Regions from separate parts of the Mus musculus genome. Here regions 1 and 3 are each linked to region 2. A link is a loop called in an ENCODE intact Hi-C map of the cell type or tissue named here. Cell type or tissue: left cerebral cortex. All regions are shown on one strand.

Region 1 (8,000 bases), 410 kb before region 2:
ATTGATAAGATGATTCAAAGGTTTGTCTGGGAAGTCAAAGGGACCTAGAATAGTCAAAACAACCTTAGGATTGGGAACCAAGTTGGGGGACTCACATGTCCCAATTTCCAAACTTATTACAAAGCTACCCTAATCAAAATGCTATGGCATTAGTACAAGATAGACATAACAGTGTCAACTTGATTGGGAGCTCTAAAAAAAGCCCGATAACTGATTTTTTACATAATGTACATAATTTAAATAATTAAAGGATGAAAAGATTGTCATTTCTCAAGTGGCATTGAACTAGATAACTATATGAAAATGGATCATTTTAACCAATAGGTCAGAGAAGGTCCCCATGATGGAATCCATGACTTTGTAAGGCAAAGAGGAAAGCACAGTGGGCACACTCTGTGACTCTTCTCATGTGTGACTCTTGTCATGTGATAGCCCGCATCGTTGATGACAGAAAGCAGGCCAGCACTGTTGCTATATTAGTTTAAATGTCCTAGCCCCCAGGGCTAAGGGAAATACATCTCTCTTCTCTATGGAGTTACCCAGTTTGTGCCATTTTGTCATAGTAACAGAAGCCAGCCCAAAGCAGGAGGCCTGAGTCAGTTTCTCATCCTCCCAGAATTGTGCTTAACTCTAGAATTCCAGCTTTCTGTTCCCTTCCCTCTGGAGTTCTATTTTCCTTATTGGGTAAGTTCTAAAGTGGTAATAACCACATGTCAAACTATATTGTTACGTGCCTTTTAAAGTTTATCCTGCTTTTTGTAACACGTTATAATTTGCCTGAAGACCAGCCCCATTTCTGATGTATCTGTGTACTCTAGCCAGGAATAATTTCCTCATACACACTGGAAACATTGGTTCTGCTGCTGGGATTGCATCCACGTGAAAGGTTTCTCCAAACACACAGCCCTTGAAGTTTAGTCATGACAACCTCATCAGGAGAGCCTTCAATCCTTTAGACTCACCTCCAATGTCCAAGCATTACCTTTTCAAGGAGCTTGGCATGCCATTTGAGCTAATCACCTTGACTATGCCTAGGGGATGCTTCCACAGGGGCTAGCTACCCTGATATTCCCATGCTGGCTTATCTTTGCCCACTGACTACAAACTGCTGAAGGATGGTTACTCCATTTTGCTCCCCTTAGAGCTGCTTTGCACCTAGCCAGTAGCTGCGTGTAAGTGTGTCTGCGGCATAAACAGATCATAAATAGACGCAAAGGCCCAGGGAGACTCCTGACTTCTCACTGAATGCTGCTTTTCTGCCCCTGATCCCAGATATCAGGCTTTCAATAGTTCCCCAACATTGACAAGAAAGCCTGTTGACTCTCACCCCATCACACCAAGGCCCCTCCCCTAACTCCACAACAAAACAACCGTGAGGTTCATGTGAAGACAGCCTGCACTGAAGTGAAGCCAAGGAGAAACCGTTGTTTATCAAACTTAAAAGACAAACATTAGCATGCCTCCATTTAAACAGAGTTCTGAGGCTTGTAAAGTTCAAGTTTCATTTCTGCTTGGCCAAGTGGAATTTCCTGGTTTAATGTAAGAAAAGTTGAAGGGCCTCTATGAGAAGACGCTGAGGACTTTGGGAGACTCCCATTTTGCTTCAGTGATTATTGTCATATCCATTTTCCTTAAAAGGCATTAGTTTTATTTTTTTTAAATCTTGATATTGATTTAATGCCAGGTATGATGTTCTGAATACTGCTCAACACAGCGCACAACCAGGTAGAGCTGGTTCCCAGGTCTGAGGGTGACTATTTCTGTGATGGGGCAAGGAAGGTTCTGAGAAGCAGACTGGGGGTGGAACATGAGTGGGCTCTGTTGTCTACCTAACTCTGATTCATGTAACATTAGGACAGTTACTGACACCTTCTGTGCCTCTATGTCCCCGTCTGGAAAATGGGTTAATCGCCTCACCTCGCAGGGGTGTTGCAAGGTTTAATGAGGTAATGATGTTTGAGCTCTTTGAGCTTCAGATGAAAGTGATAGCCCAGAACAAAGCTTGCTGGTGATTATGCATAATTAAAGCTCTGTAGGAAGGTTGGTTTGAGTTACCCCCAAAGCCATCACAAGAGAACCCAGGCTTAGAATAGACCCAATGTGCAAGCCCCTGGGAGTTTTCACCCCATTGTGTGATTCTACTAAACTAACTGTCATGTTTCATGTCCCATGAGCAGAGCCCCCCAAGACAGTGTGGGGCAACTTATATTACCACTGTCACCCTGAGCCGATGCCTACTGCCCTGACCCTTGAGATATGTTAATCAAATGGCAATGGATGCTCACGCACGCACCCAGTGAATTCCTTTACGTTTCTGTACAATTTTAAAGGCATCAAGCAGAACCACTTCCATCGGTCTGGTCCCCCATGTGATTGTGAAACCCTACATTTCATTTAGAAAAGGAAAACCTCTTAAACTACAGAGTGTAAAAGAAAATATCGGTTGTGCAAATTAGCATCAGAAGGACATAAATGACCCCAGGTTAGTCTCCACCCAACGCAGTTTAATCAAAAACAGAAGAGGGGATTGAATTCAGTGACGCAGATGAGGGCTTCCCAAACAAGATGGACAGAACACCAAAACCAAACAAAAACAAAACAAAACAAAACAAAAACAAACAAACAAACAAAAAACCCAAAAGAGATACACGGCCCTGCCTGCGCCACACTCGGCCAGACAGAGAGCTCTTTCTTCCCTGGCAGAAAGCAGCCTGTGTTCGTGCCACTCTACAGACATGCACAAGACACAGGTCCCGGAGTTTCTCCATAGTGTAACAGCCGCAGCCTGTGTCACCAGGCTAGCGCCAGAGAGGGAAAGTCTTGGGTTGTGGTGCGCCTAACATGCCCACCTCCCTCGGTGTGCTTCTACCTGATGACCCAATACATAGCTTTTTTTCGGTAGCTTAGGAGCACTTCGTCTGTGTAAATGGAGGAGCCTCTGTGAGGAGGCAAAGGAAGCAGCAACCTGGATGGCCAATCTGAGAACCACAGTCAACCTCAGAGACGAGCAGCACTGTGCTTTGAAGGCGCGCAGGGGCTGGGAGTCGGGGATTAGCTTTAAGCCAATAGAAAGGCCTTCTCTTTTTGTTGTTTGCATTGGGACAGGCTTTCCTTGTGTGACTAGGATGGCTTGAAACTGGAATTTCTCCCAAGACAAGCCCACTTCTAACAGCACTAGCCGGCGAGGAAATGGACTGTTCACCAGCTTCCCAGGCGTCTGTGTGGGGTTTGAACTGTCGGCCTTTTACAGGGAGAAACACTGCGGACTCATATTCTGCTGTGAGGAGGAGATAATACCAAAGACTCATGTAGACCTTCACATCATCGCTTCAGAAGCTGCATGTGAGGCAACTCCTCTCCGGGCTCCTCTTCCAAGTGTCTATCTCTCCTTGGACACTCATCTTGGGAGAATTTAAACGATCGTTATAAAGAATAATTTCCCTAGAGGATACAAAAACTTCCACTTTGTATTCCGATCTGAGTCACGGGGAGAACAGTCCAAAGGAAAACACAGCAGAGACTGGGCTCCTGAAGTCCGGAGAATACCAACTGCAGGCGTGGTGCTATACCGACTCTGTCCTCTAGGTGGCAGCATTTAGTTATAGCTGCGCGTCCACGTCTCCTTTCAATGGCGCCTGGAGGACGACTGGGTTGAGTGAGTTTGACTTGGTCCGCTTCAATTTTCAAACTATGGAGCATAATCAATGAAGATTTTAATATCATTAAATGAATGCCTCTGCTGGGGAAAAATAGTTGGAATTCAGCTCTGCCTGACAAAGAGGAAGCAGCCTATTGATCACACTCAAGGTCATAGCTGGCTCAGAATTGCCAGCCTATCACGTTCCCTTACCTCCTCGGATATGCAATCTTTTTCCCCTTCTGCCTTGAAAGCTACGTTAAAGCAACATAGGCTGGTTATGACTGTTCTGTTTTTCATTTCCAGGTAGTTTTTAAAGATTTAAAGATGGACAAGGCCGCTAACTGTATCCAGTAAAAAATTTTAAAAAGTTATGTACTGTGTTTACAGCTAAAAATCAGGGCACGATGCTAATACTGCATATTATTATAGACTAGGAAAAAGACTTACAAAAAAAATCCTCATAGGCCAAGTATGCCTATAGAGGCCAAGCAATCAGGTCTCTGTGCAGGGGAGCCACTATAATTTATTGATAGGAAGCCTCGTTGTAGATGAACATCCAATTGCCACTTGATTCTGTCCTTAAGAAAGCAGTCTATGAAGTTGTGAAAGATCCTCTAGGGCAGACATTCCCAACCAGTAGATCAGGGTCAACCAGCCAGGCACCTAGCTTACCTGGAGCACAGTCAAGTCAGGGCTGCCCACACCCTCTCTGGATCAGCAGGTTTCTAGCCTGTGCTTCCAGTTAGGAAGAGAAAGTGCAGTCTCTGGACTGGCCTCTCACCAGGGCCATCCACACTGTGCTGGCCCAGGGCTGAGACCTGATGATGTCCCTTTGGGAATTGTTCTACTTCTCTGATGAGGGTGCTGGTCACTGCCCTGGGGTCAGAAACCCGCACTCATTGGGGAGTTTCCAAATCTTATTGTTTGTTTGGCTTCCTGAAACCTTCCTTCTGTGTCTAAAAACCAAAATCTGTTTTGCATAGGTACTAGTACTGTTGTTGTTGTTGTTGTTGTTGTTGTTGTTGTTGTTGTTGTTTTCTTTAATTAAGAAAAGGAAAGAGTAAGCTTTAAAAACTCCATAGCTCACCTGAAAAATAACAAGAGTAGTCAAGAGCACATGAAGGAGTTCTGAAAGGGACCAACGTCAGAGCTTGTCAGTAAATACAAACAAGGCCAGCAGGAGAAACCTTCAACAGGAGCGGAGCGCTCTCAATATACAAGCTAAGGCTTACTCGAATTACCGACAGTAGTTAAGAACAGCAATGGGGCTTGCATAGTTGGGCTTCCCCACTTCAGTGCAGCTTCAGGAGACTCTCCTATTTGTTTGCTCAGCTGCCATGACAAAGTACTACAGCTGGTAGCTTACATAAGAGACATTTCTGAACTCACAATTCTGGATGCCTGAATCAAGATCCAGCTGTCGCAAGAGCTGGTTTTGTTTTGTATGTTGTTTTTGATTTTTGTAAGAGCTCACTCCTTGGCTCGCAGACAGATCTCTCTGTCTCCTTGCATTTTTTTAGTCTTCCTGCTGTGCGTGTCTGTGTCCTAATCTTTTCCTGTAAGGACAGGTGTCCATGTACAATTCTCCCATATGGCTTCATTTTGGCATCAAGGATCATGTCTTCCAATACAGCCGGTCTGATGTGAAAGCATCAGCACATAATGCTGATGAGGGATGTAACTCAGCATGCATATTACACAACCTCTTTACACAATGCTGTGTGTGTGTGTGTGTGTGTGTGTGTGTGTGTGTGTGTGTGTGTGCACTCGTGCAAGCGTATGTCTGTGCACTCACACACACACAAACATGTGAACAAACATATATGATGTTATATATGTTTGCATCTACACATATGTATGTGAACAAACATAATATACATAAACTTATCAAAAATTATTTTAATGCACATATTCCTGTGTACAACTGAAGGAGACTACACAAAGTCTTTGTCACCCTTACCAACAAGGTAATAGCTACAGGGACATACCTGTAGATCAGAGCCACTCTAGTATGGCAGGGATGGGGCTGGTGAGGGGACAAGAAGAGGGATTTAAACCAGCATGCCCAGCCCTTGCCCTACCTCCCATGCTCAGAATCAACACTTGTGGAGAGAGGCCACAAGAGAGTCCAGTAGAAAGGGTTCATTCACAGGCCTGACTTCATGAACTCAAATCAAACTTGGGTTCAGAAGAAAGCAAGAAGATCCTCAGGATGCAGGTCCTCCTAACAGAGCTAGTGGCACTGCTGAGAAGCATACATGGCCAAACAACCAAACCCCAGGGGTCCCAGCACATTGTCTGGGACAAAGTTTTAAATTCAAACTTCTCTCAGAGCAGACAAAGGCAAGTCTGTCTGTCTCTGCTTCTCTGGGGAAAATGCCTTGGCCATTAACCCAGTCACCCTAGCAGTTGTGACACCTGATGCTGGCCTTGCAGTGAGCTGCGGAAACACGTTACTAAGGTGGCCGAGGGAGCTGGAGCGAGCCAGGACACACAGATGCAGTGGCTTCTTGCTGGGGGAGGGGCGAGGGGGCAGTGAGCCAGGGCAGCCGAGCATGTGTGTTCCAGAAAGAAAAGCAAACACGGATCCACCTGGCGCTTCCCTGTGTCCCCTTCACCGAGCCTTCCCACTTGTGCTTGCTTTTAATTTATGACACGAGGCACTAAAGGGACCGTCTATAGATTTAACATTGACATTTCCTTCATGCTGTAATCCTCTGAATCCCATTTGCTGTAAATCTCAACCAAATGGCAGAAAAATGACACCTCCCCTTCCCCACCAGCGAGTACATTATAATGAACTATCTTTTTTTCAGGATTGGAGAATGACTGAGTGAGACCCACAGGCTTTGGACACCCACACTCCCCTCACTAAAGAGTCTGGACCACAAACTGCCACTCTAGGCACCTCTCGGAAGGGCTTTATGCAAAACAGCTCTAGCCACAAGGTTTTCACACTAAAATAACTCAGGGTATTACAAGGGCGAGGGGATAGAGTGTTATGTGGCTCCAGATGCCAACTTCGATAGAGCAGGCTATTTTCTGACTGCTTTACTTACTTGAATAGAGCTCTACGTAGTCGTTATGCATATAGAAAGGCACACACAAAGGAAGAACATACTGCCCTGCATGCCTACAAGAATTTTGAGATTTTTGGTGAACAAAAGAGTTGGGTTGTCGTAAACCAAGTGTGCCCAGGTCCCGTTCCCATGCTTCAGCAAGGCAGGTATTTCTCCCTCCACACTCAGACTTCTGATCTAACACCTCTCCATCCGTTGTCCTAACCCCTCAGGCTCTGCCTCCCCTGTGTCTCACAGGTTTTCCTGCCCAATGATGCTACCTGCAGCCGTCCCACCTGGGAAGCAGAGTAATAGTCTCCCAAAGATGCCAAGGCCTGGGGCCAAAGTTATATGCAGAAATGAGGCTTTTGATCAGAGGGTTTCAACGTGGGGAGACTATTGCAGATTTTACAGGTAATCACAAAGACCTCAGATGTGGGAGGAAAGATGGACAAGTCAGGTTTAGTGTGCCTGATATAAGAACCCCTTATCCTGTGGTTTCTGGTCTTAAACATGGTGAAGGACCCATAAGGCAGGGCATCGCTTTCACACCTGGAACAGCAAACAGCATACTTTCCCTTAGAATGTCCAGAAAAGACAAAGCTCTCACCAACCCAGGGGCTCCAGGTTGAATTCGAACTCTGGACCTAAAGCAGTGCTGTTTGTGACACTAGGAACACAATAACTCATCGTAACAGCAGAAGGAAACGGGCATCCCCTCCGCCTGCCGAGCTCAGAATCTTTGTAGTCACATAGAGCCGACATTCGTGGTTCCCTCTCTAGACTCCCTCACACATCTCCTAAATACAATGCATTGTCCAACTAAAAGCAAAACAACCTGAAACAATGATGCCCATTGGCCACTTGGAGACCATCAGGACTACAGTGGTTCCATATCATTTTCAAGTAAGAACCACTCTCAAGGGAGCACATCTTCATTAAGGTCAGGTGAGTCAGACGCTGTTTCTAGCACATCTGATACAACCAAGGAGGAAGCAAGCAGGGAGGATGTACATGAGTTTCTGAGGGCCCTACAGGTAGACCACAGGCTGAAGAGTTTCCAAAGTCCCTGATATCAAAGCTCACGCACTTTCCTTATGTCATGATAAAAACCCCAAGCCCATCCTATAGATGTAGCCGTGTCCAAGGCGAGCCTCGCAGGGCCCTGCCAGCAGCCTGTCCCAGGCATGCGTCGTGGAACCATTGCTATCTTGATAAAGAGTACTCTGTGTCTCATGATTACTTTCGTTCCTTAAAACTTCGGTTTCCTTGGAAGAAATGTCTGTCTTTCTGTTTCTGTC
Region 2 (8,000 bases):
AAACCTGGCTCCCACATTATACTCTGGGTCACAAAGCAGAAGCACAGACAAGTATATGTCCCTGTTCCCTGCTGAAAATCTAAGTGCTTCCTTAGCTCCTGACTTTGCATCAGTGTACAAGAAAGGTTGCAATGTTGCCTTGATGTTTAAAATCATAAAGGAACTTACTATAGTTCTGACCTCCCAGGAAAAGCAAGGCTGACAGAGAACACTCCTTATGGAAAAAGTATTGGCAAGATTCCACAAGTCAAACTGATTAAAAACTAGACCAAGCCTAGATGAATCCACAAAAATGCTGTTTTAACACCAAGTTCCTGACTGAATTAATACTTTCAACTGGGGTGGTGTCTCTCTCTCTCTGTGTGTGTGTGTGTGTGTGTGTGTGTAACTAGTTTATTTTTCTCCTTGAAAGAAAAAAAAAGTTGAGATTTAACTATCTATATTAAACTAACATACCACTCTACTATTTCTCATTCTGTCCTTGTGCTAAGGACATAGAAAAGGGAATCAATTTTAAAACTGATGTCAAACTAACTCCACTGATTAAGCAGGGTAACTACAGCCTGGGATTCACTTACCTCACTAGCTAACTTGTTTTTTGTTTTAATCTAGAAACTTTAATTTTGAAAGCATAAACATGGGATAGAAACTCATAAACTTCAAATTTACCAATCTGTCCAGATTTTTTGAGGGGTGGGGGCAAGATACCTAAAAAATATAAAATCAAAACACACACTCCCAGGAAACAACCTCAAATGGGGTGTCACACTGGGGAATTCACCTGTTACAAGCCTGTCAAAAACGCATTATCCCCCTTAACCAGCAGGTACCAGAAACAGGGAAGGGAGTGCTGTATTCACCCAGTGGACAAAAAGGAAAAAAAAAAGCATTTTTCATTTTAAATAGCTCTTAAAATTTGCTGACCAAGCCCTTTCCCATTTCCAATTTTTACTTTTACTGTTCTTTTTGTTTTCTTGCAGTTTTTCAAGGAAAATAAACTTTTCATAAGGAAACTGGAAGACTTAAAATGTCGCCTACTTATCACCTAGAAAGGCAATCCGAGTCCTCTGTGCCCCAAGCATCTAGCTTTCAGCCTCTTTATTATCGTTGTCAATGAATGGGCCCCAGTCAAATGAAAGCTGCCATTTTAGGGGAAAGACTGGAGGGCTTTCTGTTGTGCAACAGCGAGACAAAAACACTGTGCGACAGATGTACTCTGGGGGCTGGGGAGGATGCAACTTCATAAAACCACTGCTCAAGTTATTTCTCGGACATTACTGTAATCGAAACGTAATTATAACTGGAATAAATCAGGTACGGAGCTTCTGGGTCATTGCCACTAAGATTTTTTTGTCATCGTTAGAACAGATCTGTGAGGAAATAAAGAGATGTATTTTTCTCCCACTGATTATCACACGTATGATGAGTATTCCCCCTCTTACAGAAAGAGAATTGAGGGAAAGTAACTGTGGGCCCCTTAGGAAGGTGTCACCCACTGCAAAGACGGCTTCAATTTAAAATCTTAAAAAAAAATAAAAACCAGAGCTCACAAAATTATTTAAAAATATTTAATATATTCAGAGATCCAGCTCAGAGGATAGACACAGTTTAAGTAAGTTATTTAAATCGATTGCTAGATAATACACAATGGGAAACTAAAAAGTATACTTAGCAAGTGGAGAACTGGATAGTGTATCTAATTCTAGCAATTCAAAGGAAACTCTCCATGTGGGTTGCTACTTTTCTTTTGTCCATTGTCTGTTCAGAAGAGGGAAGAAGAAGGGGGAAAAAAAAAAAACTAGTTTAAAACCCAGGCGTGAACAGTCTCTAAAAGTGACCTCCAGGGAGAACCGCGCTGCCGGGCCGGAGCTCCTCCCGGGCCGCCGGCTCCACGGGGGCGCTCACAAAGCGGGCTACCGGGCCAGAGTTTGGGGTGCGCTCCCACGGCGCAAGGCTCCTCGAGGCAGAGCCATCCGGAGAAAGGCGACTCGGGAATGATGGCTGCTCGGGGCCAGCGGCTCCTTCCCCGGAGCCTCCTGACCAGTCCCCCGCCAACCGGCCGCCCCCTCCCCGTGCCACTCAACCCGCGCCGCCTCGCCCACCCCGCACCGCGCCCCGCCGCGCCCCGCCCGCGCCCCCAGCGAGCCCTGTCCCCGGTGCGAAGCAAACAAACAACGCGTTCCCCGCCACCCTCCTTCCTCTCTCGCTGACCGCTCGGCCTCCAGCCACCTCGGCCGCTCGCGCCCCGAGCCGGCTCTCCGCGGGGCCACCGCGTAACCCCGGCGCTCCGGGGCCACCTGGCGACCCCCGCCCCCGCCCGGACCCCCGACAGGCTGGGGGGAGGGGAGCGGGGACGCGAGTTGGGATCGCGGATTAAAGTCGCTATTATGCCGCCGCTGGCGGCCCGGCCAGCTCGGCAAGGTGGGGTCCCCCGGTCGCCCGCCCGCACTCGCCCCAGCCCGGCTCCCTTTCTTCTCGTCCTCGCGCACTTGGGAGCTGCCGGGGAGCCCCAGGAACCCCTAGCTGCGGGCTCGGAACTCTGCGACCGCCGCCGCCACCGGCTGGGCTCGGGACGCCCCCCGCGCCGCGTGTTCGCGCCACCCCCGCCCCCGCCCCACGCGGCGCCCCGCGCACTTTCCCTGCCGCCGACCCACCTCGCCCGTGGCCGTCCCCGCACGGGCTAGCGCCGCCGCGCCCGCAGGGACGCACTTTGTTCGCGCCGGTGCGGCCGCCGCTCCCGGCGAGCGCGGCGTGGTCGGGCCGGAGCGGGGGGCGGGGGCGAGGCGGGGGGCGCCGCCGTCCCCGAGCCCCGCGCTCAGCGCCCCGCGCCCGCGCGCCCGCCGCCGCTCGCGCCGGAGTTGGAACCCAACTTTTTCCTCCTTCCCTTTTCTCTCGAACGCAGCCGGCAACTCGTGCTCGGTGCCGGCGGGAGGAAACGCGCTCGCGCTCCCCAGAGCGCAGACACGCTCCCTCCTGTCCCCGTCCCCCCCGACGCCGGCAGCACAACAAAAAGCCATTTACATGCGAGGAAGTGACCCTCGGCCGCCCCGCGCGCCCCCGCCGCCGCCGGCCCCGCGGACGCAGGCAAAAGTTGGGGCGCGGGGCGGCGCTCGGGCCGCGGGTTCGGGCCCCGGCGGCAGCAACGCAGGCGACCGGGCGGGCGGCGCTACGCTCCTGCCGACCGCGGCCCCCGCGCACCTCTCCCCGCGCCCCGCACACGCCCAACTCCCCTCTCGCAACTCCGCGCGGCCGCGGCCCGGCACGGTTTCCTGCCGCCGCCCCTCCCGGGGGCGCCGGGGAAGTCTGCGCTCACCGGCTCGCTCCTTCGCTCGGGCTAGTCAGCCGCCGCGCGCCGTGGGGAACAAAACGCAGAGCGGCTCCGGAGTTGGCTCGGCGGCCGCGGCCGGGGGCTGATCCACGGACGCGGAGTTGGCCGCGCGCGGACGGGGCTCTGGCGAGTTGCGGGGTCTCCGGGTCCCCGGGCCGCCTCCTCCGCGGCGCTCCTTTGTGTAATTCCACTCGATTCAAGTTTAATCCGATAGTTCCCGAGCACGAGCGCGTCCGCACCACCACGGCTCAACCCCCGCGCCGCCGCCGCCACCGCTGCCGCCGCCGCCGCCGCCGCCGCCGCGGCCCCAGCACGCCAGCGCCTGCGCGCGCCCTGCACGCCGCGCGCACGAGCCTCCCGGGCCGCGCGCGCCCGCGGCCGGCTCTCTCCGCGGCGCGCCCGCGCCCGCGCGCCGCCACCTGACGTCAGGCGCGCCTGGCATAATTTATGCAAGAATTCGGCCGGGGTGGCGGAGGCCGCGGAGAGGCCGAGAGAAGGGGGCGGCGCGGCGCGGGCGGCCGCCCCTTCCCGTCCCGCCGGGCGCCGGCGCAGCGGGCGGGTGTCGGTCCCGGTGCGCGGCCGCCGCAGCCTCTCGGGCCGCCTGCTGCCAGCGCTCTCGCGCGGGTGCAGAGGGTGCCACGTTTCCGCGCAGCACCTTCCCGGAGCCGCGGTGCGCCGCCCTGGGGCAGGAAGCGGAGGCCCGGAGCCCGTAGTGACCCCCCGCCACCGCGAGGGGTGGCCAGCCCGGTGCGGACCGAGGAGGCTAGGGGTGTTTGGGTGTCTCTTCTGTAATTATCCTTCAACTTGAGATGATTTTCCCACACGAAATACCTAGGATGGACGCCTTTCCTTTCAAATAGATCCATCCCTGCCTCACCACTTGGCTTTAACTGACGTCCTCGGTGATAGGACAGCGGGATCTGCCACTAAATCAAAAAGTTTTAACTAGAGAGCATTGATTTTAGTTGAATTTGTTAGCATGCCAAAAAACGAAGGGATAGCGCAATGGTTATGAAACAAAGAAATAGGATGTGTGCCCATTTTTAAACGTGTCAGAACTGGAGTGTTTTCATCATTCCTTCGCCAATGTGGCACTAAATATCATCTTCCAGCTTTGAATAGCCGACCTTCTTGCCCATTTCTCTTTCCGGTACAAGATGAATATTAACCTTGAAGACATTTTTTAAATTAGTTTCCCTCTTGTGTAATAGATATTTAAACATTTACTAAGCATCTTTTGTGTGTGAAACACGGAGCAGATTTATAAACGGTCAACAATTGTAAACTCCAGTATGGTTTTATTAGGCTAAAGACTGCACTCACTTATAAATAAGGAAGGAGGTTATACAGCCAGCTATGACAGCTGTGTAAGTGCTATTGAACTCAAAAATCGTAGAGAAAAGGCAAAGCATGCTAATCTGGCCCACTGATGGTTGTACTACTACTGAGCTTAGAATCACACAGTTTTATATGGACAAATGACTTGCCAAAACTGCTTCATTTATACTGCAGCTTAATCAGTTAGACATCTATCTCCTAATAGAAATAGTTTTACTCTTTTTTTTAAAAAATTTTTTTACAATTGTTGCTTATTTAAGTGCATTGATTCTGGTTTTCTTTCGCCATAAGTTGGATTTCTAAAAGAAACATAGTCATCAAATAGTTTACAGATAATCAGAAGAAAACATTAACACTACAGGGAAAAAAATGTGACATTGAAAATCTACTTTTTTATAGCTCCAGTATCATAAACCAAAAATCACAAATCTAATGTAAGTCTTCCACTTATAATAAGTTTATATCCCTCAAAGTAAAACTATCATAGATACTTGGGGGGGAATCTCACTTGTCAGACTCGCATCTATTTCAAGACAACTTACAAGCTAAATAATATGACCTCTACATTTAATGAAAGTATAACGTTTAGGCTCCAAGTGACTATGTGGAGGTCTCCTGTTGTGTCCTTGTGTATTTCACTAGGACGTTGGGACACTAACTTTTGTAATGTGCCAAAGATAAACACAGTCAGTGTGGGACATATCAGCCACATCTCCCCTCCCTGACTTAATATCCTCCTTATCCGGGAAGTCCGGGTTAGAAGTCCAGGCTTTCAGAGGTTCTGCTGGTGCAGAACTCCAAGGGCCTTGAAAACCCGAAGACCCTCAGGCGCAGACCTAGGCAGCTTTGTACCGGCTAAGCCTCAGCTCCCACCCACCCCCCACTACCCTAAGCCTGGAACACTCTTCTCTCCGTTTGCTTCTTTCTTGAAGTTTTCCCAAAGAGAATCATTTGAATTCACAAGCTTTAGCTTTAAGTATGCAAATACCTCAGGGCCAGATAAGGGTCACTCACAGCCAAATGTAAACTCCTGCGGAAGAGTTGCTTTTCTTCCCAGCACCCAGCTGAAGCTACCCCATTGACAGATTTTTACATTCTTTTCACATTGGATTGTAAGAGGTTCCAGGCTTGGTTCTAGGCGCTTGGCGTGAAGCTAACAAGGTTCCACCCTTTGCCGTCTAGTTGATTGGTAGTTGAGATTCAGTGAACAGAAAGAACAATGGGAGGTCTACATCCTCGAAGAATTAGGGCTTGCTTGTCCAAGCTGCTCATGCCCTGAGGGCAGCAGAAAGGTGTTATCGACCTAGGAGGTAGGGCTCTAACAGATGGAGTGGGAACCCATTGATTGCAGTTAGGAAACACAAACACATGACCTGTGGCTAACAGAAAAGGGAAAGCCACTTCCAAGAACTCAGAGAGATGGAACTCACCAGAGTAAGGCTAAGCTCTGCTTAGACAAAAGTTTGACTGTATTGGGGGAAAATAACCGGAGTGAACACTTTATGACAGAGAGTCATTTGCATAAACAGAATAACGGAGACGCACTCAAACTTCTAGAACATCTACTAAAACTTAAGCCCTATCAGTCTCTCAAATATTTTAAAATCTAAACTGTTTTTTTTTTTAAATTTTTCTCGTTCCGGATGGTTGTGAGCCACCATGTGGTTGCTGGGATTCGAACTCCAGACCTTCAGAAGATCAGTCGAGTGCTCTTACCCACTGAGCCATCTCACCAGCCCCTAAACTGTTTTATAAAGCACACTATTTCCAGTATAGAGGGACTGAAAATTGTTCTACATCCACATTTACCAAATTTCTGTTCCTTTCTCCAGTCAAGTCATTTGCATTAAATTATGATGCCGTAATCCCACTGAAAATATGTAGAAAAAGAGGCATACATAAGGATGTTGTGTACTGAAGGAAACACCAAAACCAAAGCCAAAAGTTTTCTTTCTTTTTTTAAAATGTGTTTTCCTGTGCATTGGTGTTTTGTTTGCAGGGTGTCAGATTCCCTGGACCTCCAGCCATATGGGTGCTGGGAATTGAACCTGGGTCCTCTGGAAGAGCAACCAGTGCACTTAACTACTGAGCCATCCCCCTCCCTGCCCCTCCCCCAAAATACTTTTTCTGCCTCATGTAATAACAACATATTTTTCCTGTAATTTTTCCATGGAAGAACTCAAGAGAAAAGCCAGGAACTCAGTCCATCCTCCTCCATTAAAAAGTGCCATCATATGTCATCGAAAATTGCAAGTTCTCACCCAATATTTGCCTTTCCTTTCTTAGTTATACTGCTTTGCAGTTAGTGGTAGTCTGCAACATACCTATTAAAGTGAGCTTGGCTTTGGCTCCTCTGCCTAAAGACTTATTTCTTTGTTAAGTAACTTCTTCTGGGTTTTTTAACATAGTTCATACACAAATATGAATTGGTTCAATTATTTTTCTGCAAATTATTGTTATTTGTGGAGTACCCTTCCAGTGCTTTCTAATTTACCTAAGAGCATGTGGTGCAAAATGTTTAGCAATAAGTGCACAGTATCTTTTAAGTAAGCAGATAGGATGTTGGTTTTAAAATCATAAGATAAAATTCCGTTCTCATCTCCATTAGCCCATAATACTGTAAGAGCCCCTGCTGGAGGCTGTCAGAAGTGACAGGGTGGAGGCTCTCTGTGCTGTGGGGGGAGTGAACATCTAGGATAAGACTCTCTCACAGATAGTAAATTTAGTTACACTTGAGCCATTCTTTGAGAAAACATTTGTTGAGTGTTTACAGCACCATGCCCTCTCTTAGTCTTGAGGATATGGTAAGGTCCCTTTTCTAAAGGAGCACATGATGTATGGCAGCCTAAGAAAGAGCTGCCTCAGGTCAGGGCTGTTGCTAAAGGCAGAGCAGCAGCCTGGAGCCTGCAGGATGAAAGCCCAGGTTGGATCCTTAGCACAACTGAAGATAAAAAAATAAAGTAAGATAAAAAATAAAAGGTGTGGCTGTTGCTGCCTGAGATAGGACTATAGGTTTCTTAGGATATGAGACCTTAAACTATGTCTTGGGTACTCCCAGGAACTCATCAGGACAGGTAGGATCAATTCCATGACACCACTTGCCCCAAGTCTCGTGAGTCCAGGCTTCTGACAATGAGCCACTTTTCTTTGGTGTTCTATGAAATTCCACCACAACTCCAAGATGAATTATCTGTCCTTTCTTTGACTGTCAATGCGTATTTTTTCTAAATTATATACCATTCATACACATACTAAATTATAACTCATTCTTGCCCTATGTCCTCATTAGATTGTAAACAATAGCTGTATCTCACCCATTGGCAACCCAGTTATC
Region 3 (8,000 bases), 94 kb before region 2:
TTCTGTATAAACAAATTCATCAAGTTAACTTATTCAAGGATGGAAATAACCGGTATCACATAGCATTTTGCAAAACAAAATTGCCACTGTTGTGTTTCACGGCGTAGACGCAAACTGCTCTGGCAATTGAGCCCCAGCACTAACACAGCCCAAACCCCCCATTACCTTCATCACTGCATATCCAATTTACATAATTATTCTGCTATGCTATTCAAAATCTACATGGAGTTGTATGCATTCTCGTTATCCTTGATTCAAGGATGCTATTTCCTTGTAGATGTAACTGAACAAGGAGACCACAATTGACATACTCAATTCATCTGACCAATAGCAACAACGTGGTTTGACAAAATAATGGTTTGGTTTGTTAATTTATTTAACATCTCAATGCAATTATCCTATGTTTGGACAGCCAATCCTGAAAGACCATCAACAACGGGAAAGCTGCTGGGGATAGCCCTTACCACACTTCACTGTAAATCAGCCAGTGGTCACATGCGTGTGAAGTGATCCAAGCAAACAGAGGTGCTACCAACTCCCTCCATCTCCCAGCACCACCCCTAAACATGGCCTTTAAGTCTCTGGCACATACCTGATGCGGCTTCCTGACCCCTGTACATCTCCACACACATCACCCTGCTCCTGTCAAAGGTTCCCAAACCATTAAGACTCAAAACAGCATTTGTGTATAGCTCTAAGGGAGACAACTAGTGAGTGCCAGCAGGGAGAAGGAAGAAAGTATATTTTCTTCTTAAGTAAAAATTCCCTCCTGTCCCTACAAAAAAAAAAAAAAAAAAAAAAAAGTTGTGCTAAACACTCGGCAGAGACCTCACTCTCAGGAGTGCAGTCTCTGGCTACCCTGGAGTCAGCCCCAATAGCTCTCTGTGTGGACACAGGATCTCTAGCTGCACCAAGGAAATGCTACACACCCAGTGCTGACCAGGCTGGATTCCCGCAGGTGTCAGGGACGATACAAGGGTCACTACTACATACACCATTTCAAAGTCTGTTTCCGAACCACTCCACAGCTGGTAAGGATATGCCCAAGTAAGCTGGGAACATAGACCCTGCCTGATCAGACACGAGCTGAAGATGGTTGGAAATCTATATCGGAATCCTAGAATGATTCGATCCATTTTTACCATTAAGTATAATAATAGTAACAACAACAAAAGAAAACTGAACTGAAATTATTCTGGTACTAAAAGTGTTGGGGATAATACCGCTAAAGTCCAGAACACCCCTTTAGTACACACACCTACACCTTAAGAAAAGAGGGCACACCTTCTGTTTCAGATTTGGATTTGACTACTCTCCCTGGGGGATGTGCTTCCTCAGACCAAAGCCCAGTATTTACATTCATGCAGCAGCTTTTTAAAAACAAACACATACTGTCGGACTAAAAATTTTACCTGTATCTTACTTATCATTATAGTCCGAACACTTACCTACAAATAAGCATTCAATAAAATGCCTCTTTAATAAATGCAAAGGTTTTGTAATGAGTTCTGGGCTTAGAAAATATTCACAGGGAGGAAAAAAAAAACCTTTTCAATGAAGACTGCACAATCAAGCCTTGTCTGTAAATATAAGGGCACTGGTAAGTTTGAGTGAACGTCTATACTTGGCTTTTTGGATACCACACAAGTAATCCATGGTAAAAAGAAAACTCACAGCCTCAACCCACGGAATACGGTCGAGTTGCTGGCGGGACACTGAAGAAGCTGCCCCCTTCTCTCTCTCTCTCGGCACCTATGACCTCCTCTGTGCACTGGTGTATGTGTCTGCACATGACACAGTGTAGCCCATCAGCAAAGGGCTATAGCTCCACACAGAAAGTACGAGGCAATGACCCAACTGAGTGTGTGAGCACATAAATGTTTACATGTGCACGTGGGCTAGAGAGTGGAGTGTGTTTTCTATCAGAGTATGCGAACAGGCTCAGATTAACCGAGTCCGGCTACACTTCCATCTGGAAACCATATTTTAATATTTTCTAACATGAGCCATATTCTGAAAGACGGATTCAGATGTCTGGAACTGCTTCAGAACAGTTGTTGGAAATGTTCAGGACAAATGAAAAAAATTAGTCCTCAATGTCTTCTCTCGGATTTTCTTACTGAATAAATATGCCTTCTAGGGGGCCAGAGACTTGGTGGGGCATACAGAGCAAGAGAGGCTCTTTCCTATACCCAGAGCCCATGCCTGTTCTTGAAGCCATATCTAATGATGAGTTCCACTGTGTTTTCCCACACTGTCCACAAGGACTTCAACCTGCCGTGAAAGACCTATCCTGCTAAGCAGACACAATCAACTCTCTTTCAAATTCTGCAGTTGGCAGTAAAATGTTCAGAGCCATTCAGTGGCCTTGCTTTCCTCTGAAATCCTCCCCTATGAGTTACGGAGAGAACCAAGCACCGTTGTGGTTTTTACAAAAAGAAGCCGGCTGCAAAATAACATTTTTTTTATCCAGTAAAACTCTGCATAAATCAGCAGTTCGTAAGAGTAGAGTCCTAAAGTTTGGAATACACAAACACCTTAGCTTTGCACTGTATGAGCCAAAGTTGGTCACAAATGATCTAAAATACACAGGCACTCCACACCCCCACTCACCCAGACCCTGCAGCGTGAGGCTGGTCTGCCCCATGCGCAGCCTTTGATCACCCACAGCCTACCTTGACTTTTTGCTGGATTTGGGTTTTGGCGTGACAGTTTTTGCTTTCTTTTCCTTTGGCTCTTTGGGGATCTTCGGGGCTTTTGGGGTCTTGGGCTCTTTCTTCTCCTTCGGCTCCTTCGATTCCTTCGGATCTTTTTTGACCTTCGGCCTTTTCTTTTTCTTTTTTTCTTCCTGGGACACATCCAGTGAGTTCCTGCGCAGTTCTTGGTTTTCAACCCCACCAGGGAAGTCATCTTTACCAAAACCTTTACTGGAATCCCCTGCAGCAATGTGGTTGTTTTTCTTTTTCTTCTTCTTCTGCTGTGGCTGCTGCTCTATCGACGGCAGGTAATCGTCGCTCTTCACTAGCTGAGCGTTCTGTGCGCTGACCTGGGTCATATCCGGCACTGGCTTCTCTAGAAAGGGCTCCGATGGAGAATGCTAAGAGACACAAATGGGACTGAATTAGTCTCATTCTTCACGATGAAGAAAGGAACTAGGAGTCAATGGCTGATGGTCCTATTCTATACTCAAGGAAGCAACGTCTACAAACTAAGGGTAACAGGATTCGCCATTTTTCTCTCAGCCTAGAAACATACGAGTTTCTTTAAGGGGAATGCTTTAAATGCCAGTTTATTACTACAGAAAAGCATTAGTGCAGGAAGGGAAAGAGGCTACAGAGCTAGACATTCCACACCTTTCAACTGCAAGAACACAGGGCAAGAAGTAAAATGAAAACACAGGCTCAGCCTCAGAGGCCTCTCTCTGAATGGGGGGTGGGGGGGGGGACTCAAAGACACAGATAGAGTACAAAGAACAAGCATATCCAACATTGAAAGATTCTAGTACTAAAAAGATAGAGCTAAGTACAATACAACCTTTACAGAGTACACAGGTCATATATGGATTAAATAACATTAAATTGTCTAGATTAAAATGTCATGTGAAAGAATGATTTTGCATTGGCTAAGTTTCTTGAAGTAATTAGAAATGTGGACAATCTTTTTTTTCCCTAACTTCTTGAAGCCAGATGGATGGGTGGATGGATAGATGGATGAATGGATAGACAGATGAAATCAATGCTGACATTAATTGGGGGGGGGGGGGGAGTACACATTAAAAAATACTGACAAATAAGATGAGATGCTGAGAAGTCAAGTGAGAACAGAGTAAATAACTCCTGCACAGAGTGACCTCAAAGCCCAGGACCCAAGACAGGGCAGCGACAGCGCAGGCGCATCATCCATCCGACAGACTGCTGCACCTGAGAAATCTTCACATTTCAAATGAATAACTGAAAACGTCCCATCTGCAACCTCAGTCATCCTCTGCCTTTTCCCTATATCCCTGAGAGCTGAGTGATCTTCCAACAAGCCCAGCATAGGCTTCATGGCCGAAACATCACTATATTCCCACACCAGGTCTCTGGACTATGAGGAACCTTCCAGTTTCACAGTTGGGGACAATGACACACTAACATAAAGTAACCTGCCTGAGGAAACAAAAGTCATAACGGAACCAATATCAAAGGTGATACAACTTATAACCCACAAAAACAGAGCAGTGTAGGGCCCAGGCTTAGTCCACAGACTCAACACGAAGGAAGGTTAGAAGCTCATGTTTAGCACAGTTTACAGAAATCACAACTCAACATAAAATCTTTATGGCTGCATATCTTCTGCCCTATAGTGAGTTTATGTGTCCATATACCTGAATCTACAAGGAAATCGTAGAACTTATCTCTGTCTTTCAGGCCACACAAGGACTGGAGGTGACACCTGAATGCAGCCTTCCTTCTTCATCCAATGTCTTAAAACTCCAACCAGCTCCTAAAACCTTACACACAGGAGTATTTCTAGAGAGGTGCCTCAAGTTTCATCCTATCTCCAAGGGGCTCCATGATCATCTCCAAAACAACATGACAAACTAGAACAAGCTTAAGAAGGTAACCCACCATTCCAACCAAAGCCTGCCCTGGCTACTCTAATGACAGTTACACTTTCTGGGGAAGTCATTTCCCCCACCCAGAGTTCAGCTTCTCTACTTGTTAAGTTTCTTTCCATTATGGGGTGAGCTGGGCATATAGCTCATAGTTAGAGTGCTTGCCTAACAGGCACAGGCCCCGGTTGTGATCCCCATCGTTCTAAAAGCAGCAGCAGCAGCAGCAGCAGCAGCAATAACAACAACAAATTGGTATAAGACCAATCTTAAAAATATATGTTGCCCTTTTTTGGTCACAGCAAAGAGGAAATGAATTCAGAAAGGCATGTCAGAAGTCAGAGGTGAGTGCACCGTGGGAGGAGGAGCACGCCGACACACACTCGCACACAGGTCCCACAGGACAACAGCATGTGGTTATATCTACCCCATCTTCCAGACAGGAAGTGCGTTCTAGGAGGTGATGAGGCTATCAGGAGTCACGTAAGGGAAAGAGGTGAAGTGTTTCCTAAACCTAGCACTTCTCTGATGCCAACCCACTCCTCTTGAAGTCTTCTTTCTGGAAAAGACAAAACATGGAGCCAACACTGAACTGAGCAAACCCTGAAGGGTCACTACTGGCCTATATTCCCTCACAAACATTCAGGGACCCGAGCAACCAAAGCCCCGGCTACTAGCTGAGTTGGCTGACTTGATTTCCACTTTCTACATGGAAACAGCTCAAGCTCAGTTACTTACATTTCCTAACGTAACTGAGCAGGAGGAAGACACAGCTTTCTGCATGGAGGATAGAAATGAAACTTTTGTGGGAGAATCTAGCATTCAAAAAAATAGAAGAAAAGTTATTCCTAAAAACCAAGGGAAAATCGGAGGGATGGCTCCAATGTAGGACAGCAATGTACTTACTATGGGAGGGATATGTACCCATCTTCAACCTGCATGGCTTCCACTCCAGTTACAGAATACCAGTGTCCCCTGAGAGCTTTTCCAGCGCACATGTATGAATTAAAAAGAGCAACACACACACACACACACAAAATAAAAACACAAAAAAAGCTGAAAATTCATCTATACATGTTAGCATACAAATCACTTTAGATGCTTCTTTTATAAATAAATGAGGCCATAAATTAGGGACTCTGTAAAAAATTTAATCTCCCACAAGGAGGGGAAAAGTAAAGATGGAACATAGAAACGTATTAATCTCGTCTGCTCTACGGCAGAATTGTTTTGGTACTATCTGAAGGAGGGCGGGAAGGTGCTCAGGGAAATGCGTGTTTACCAGACCTACTTCTCCTTGAATCTTTTAGAGGGAAGCTGTTTTTGTAAACATTTAACAAAGAACAGATGGTCTGCCTTAATCATGTGGGGTAAGAAAAAAAAAAAACCTGGAGCTCCCAGTAAAACCCTGACAGTCCCTCAGGCCCCCCACTTCCCTGGCTACCCCCACCAAATGCTTGGTACAGTCTTCTCTAATGCTATTTAATTTTACAGCGGACATTTTCCCATCAATCCCCACTGCCTGACAGGTAATCAATGCCATTAACATCTGATATTACCATATAGGCCATTCCTAAACCTCTCATTTATTAAAACGAAGGTGAGGGATTTTAGATACCATGCAGACTTCACATCCCGACATCGTTCATGATATTCCTTTTGACATACTGTGGTGTCTGTAAGAAGTACAGTATGGACTCTTGGGTCTTAAGCCAGCGGACTGATATTTAAATGATAAGTAAAAATGGCCCAAGGTGTATGTTTTATATAAAGAAAAAACCCAGTTGTATTGGTTTTACCCTTAACTCTTCTGCTGACAGTACATCAACTAGGAAGTCAGCACTTGTACAGAGCTGCCGAAGGACCAGATGCACTGTCAAAGGCCAGCCAATGGGGAAGCGAGGGCAAATCCCTCTGCTATGTCAAACTTAGGAAGCACCGCAGATGAGACGGTGGAAAAGTGTAGAGGAGAGATTTCTTGACTGTTTTAAGTGTCCTTTCCTTCTAAGGTTTTTCTAGCTTTAAAAAAGCTATCTTCTTTTCATATTTTGCCTTAATTATAAGCAATATAGAGTCATAGCACCAACATACAACACATACAATTTCTAAAGCTCACAGTACTTCACATACGGTAGGCCTGTGGGTGAAGGCTTATTTGCAAACAAGCATACATTTACATATCTGAATTTACACATATGCAAACAAGTACAGATTCCGAGTAATGCCTCACAAAAGAAGAGCCGGGACTGGCTGGACCATGGAGAGACTGTTTCTGCCAACTTGTACCCCCCGCAAATTAGCTATGGAGAGGCATAAAGAGCCATCGGAGCTCTCAGAGACACGACATCTGCTAAGGAAGTGGCCGCCAATGGGAACTCGGTAGCAAGAAACATGGGCTCACAACACAGCCAACCATGATTTAAACCGTTTGCAAACTACAAATTAGTCACATAAGGTGGAAATGCACTTTATGAACCTTTTTTGAAATGTTTTTGGACATTCTGAACTTTTGGTTTTGTCTCCCCTGGGCCTTGGATCCTCTACACTCCCTTAAGACAGTAAGGCTGGTATCAAATCTGAAGTTCTACCTTTGGGCCAAAATATAAAGATCCAGAGCACACAGCAAGGGTTCAGTAAGTGCTACTGAGACTTTTGGGGTGAAAGTTAATTTTTAAAACTGCACTTGTTATTAAGAGACTAATTTGTTCATTCAACACATATTTAAACAAATAACAGAACCGCTGGGACACGGGGGTGGGAGAACTCAAGCTGAGATACGTGTTCATCTGTCTGTCTGTCTGTCTCTGTCTCTCCTGTCTCCCCCTCAGGGGTACGGGTGGGTGTCTGTGCATTTGTTTCATAACTTTCGGTTGGGGACAGGGTCTTGCACATTGCCCAGGCTGCCCTTGAACTTGTGATCCCCCTGCCTCAGCCTGATGGTTACCTGGGATTACAGGGAAGGGCTGCTGGACCTGGTATCTAAATGTGGAGAGGTTCACGGTACAAGCCAGGTGCTTAAGAGCAATGAGCGGAACATCCCCCCCCCCCCCCCCAGAGCCACTTCAATTCCGAAGGGACCAGGAAAAGACGAGTTAGCTCCCTGCCTCCCTGCCCTGCCTTGAAAACTACCCAGATCCTAAAGGATGGACCTGCGTGTCTCACACTCATCTACTGCAGTCTATCTCTGGGGAAGGACTCTAAACCCACCCTTTCCTCCCCCTGGTAAGCCAACTGCCATTTCTTAGGGAAAATGCAAAACTCACAGAGTTGAAACAACCTGCACACACACACACACACACACACTGACACTCACACACACACACACACACACACACTCACACACACAGTCACACACTCACACACACTCTCACACACACACACTGACACACACACACTCACACACACA

The links. A loop is a pair of places that touch in the nucleus more often than their neighbours do. Peaks named below come from ENCODE experiments on the same cell type or tissue, not always from the same donor. Only the 100,000 strongest peaks of a DNase experiment are listed, where the experiment ranks them.
Region 1: a loop joins it to region 2, with 3.0 times the contacts of the local background. A loop is called at or near these places in 22 of 42 quality-filtered maps.
Region 3: it touches region 2 in a loop (2.0-fold over the local background); 5 of 42 quality-filtered maps call a loop at or near these places.

Annotation. Positions count from the first base shown.
Region 1 is chr4:9,092,834-9,100,833 of GRCm38, reverse strand. No RefSeq gene overlaps it. Among named protein-coding and RNA genes, the nearest start is that of Gm50597, 25 kb to the left of the region's middle. In left cerebral cortex, a CTCF peak has its summit at 3,576 (motif pointing right); DNase peaks (open chromatin) are centred at 3,591 and 5,015; H3K4me3 peaks cover 189 bases.
Region 2 is chr4:8,686,089-8,694,088 of GRCm38, reverse strand. It overlaps Chd7 (chromodomain helicase DNA binding protein 7), which reads right to left and starts at 3,683. Exons shown (of 38, transcript NM_001277149.1): 1 at 3,314-3,683. In left cerebral cortex, CTCF peaks have their summits at 1,888, 4,041 and 7,324; DNase peaks (open chromatin) are centred at 2,022, 3,005 and 3,794; H3K4me3 peaks cover 2,731 bases; H3K27ac peaks cover 1,700 bases.
Region 3 is chr4:8,780,439-8,788,438 of GRCm38, reverse strand. It overlaps Chd7 (chromodomain helicase DNA binding protein 7), which reads right to left. Exons shown (of 38, transcript NM_001277149.1): 3 at 2,676-3,097. Among named protein-coding and RNA genes, the nearest start is that of Gm46841, 67 kb to the right of the region's middle. In left cerebral cortex, no CTCF peak of the experiment used is centred here; no DNase peak of the experiment used is centred here.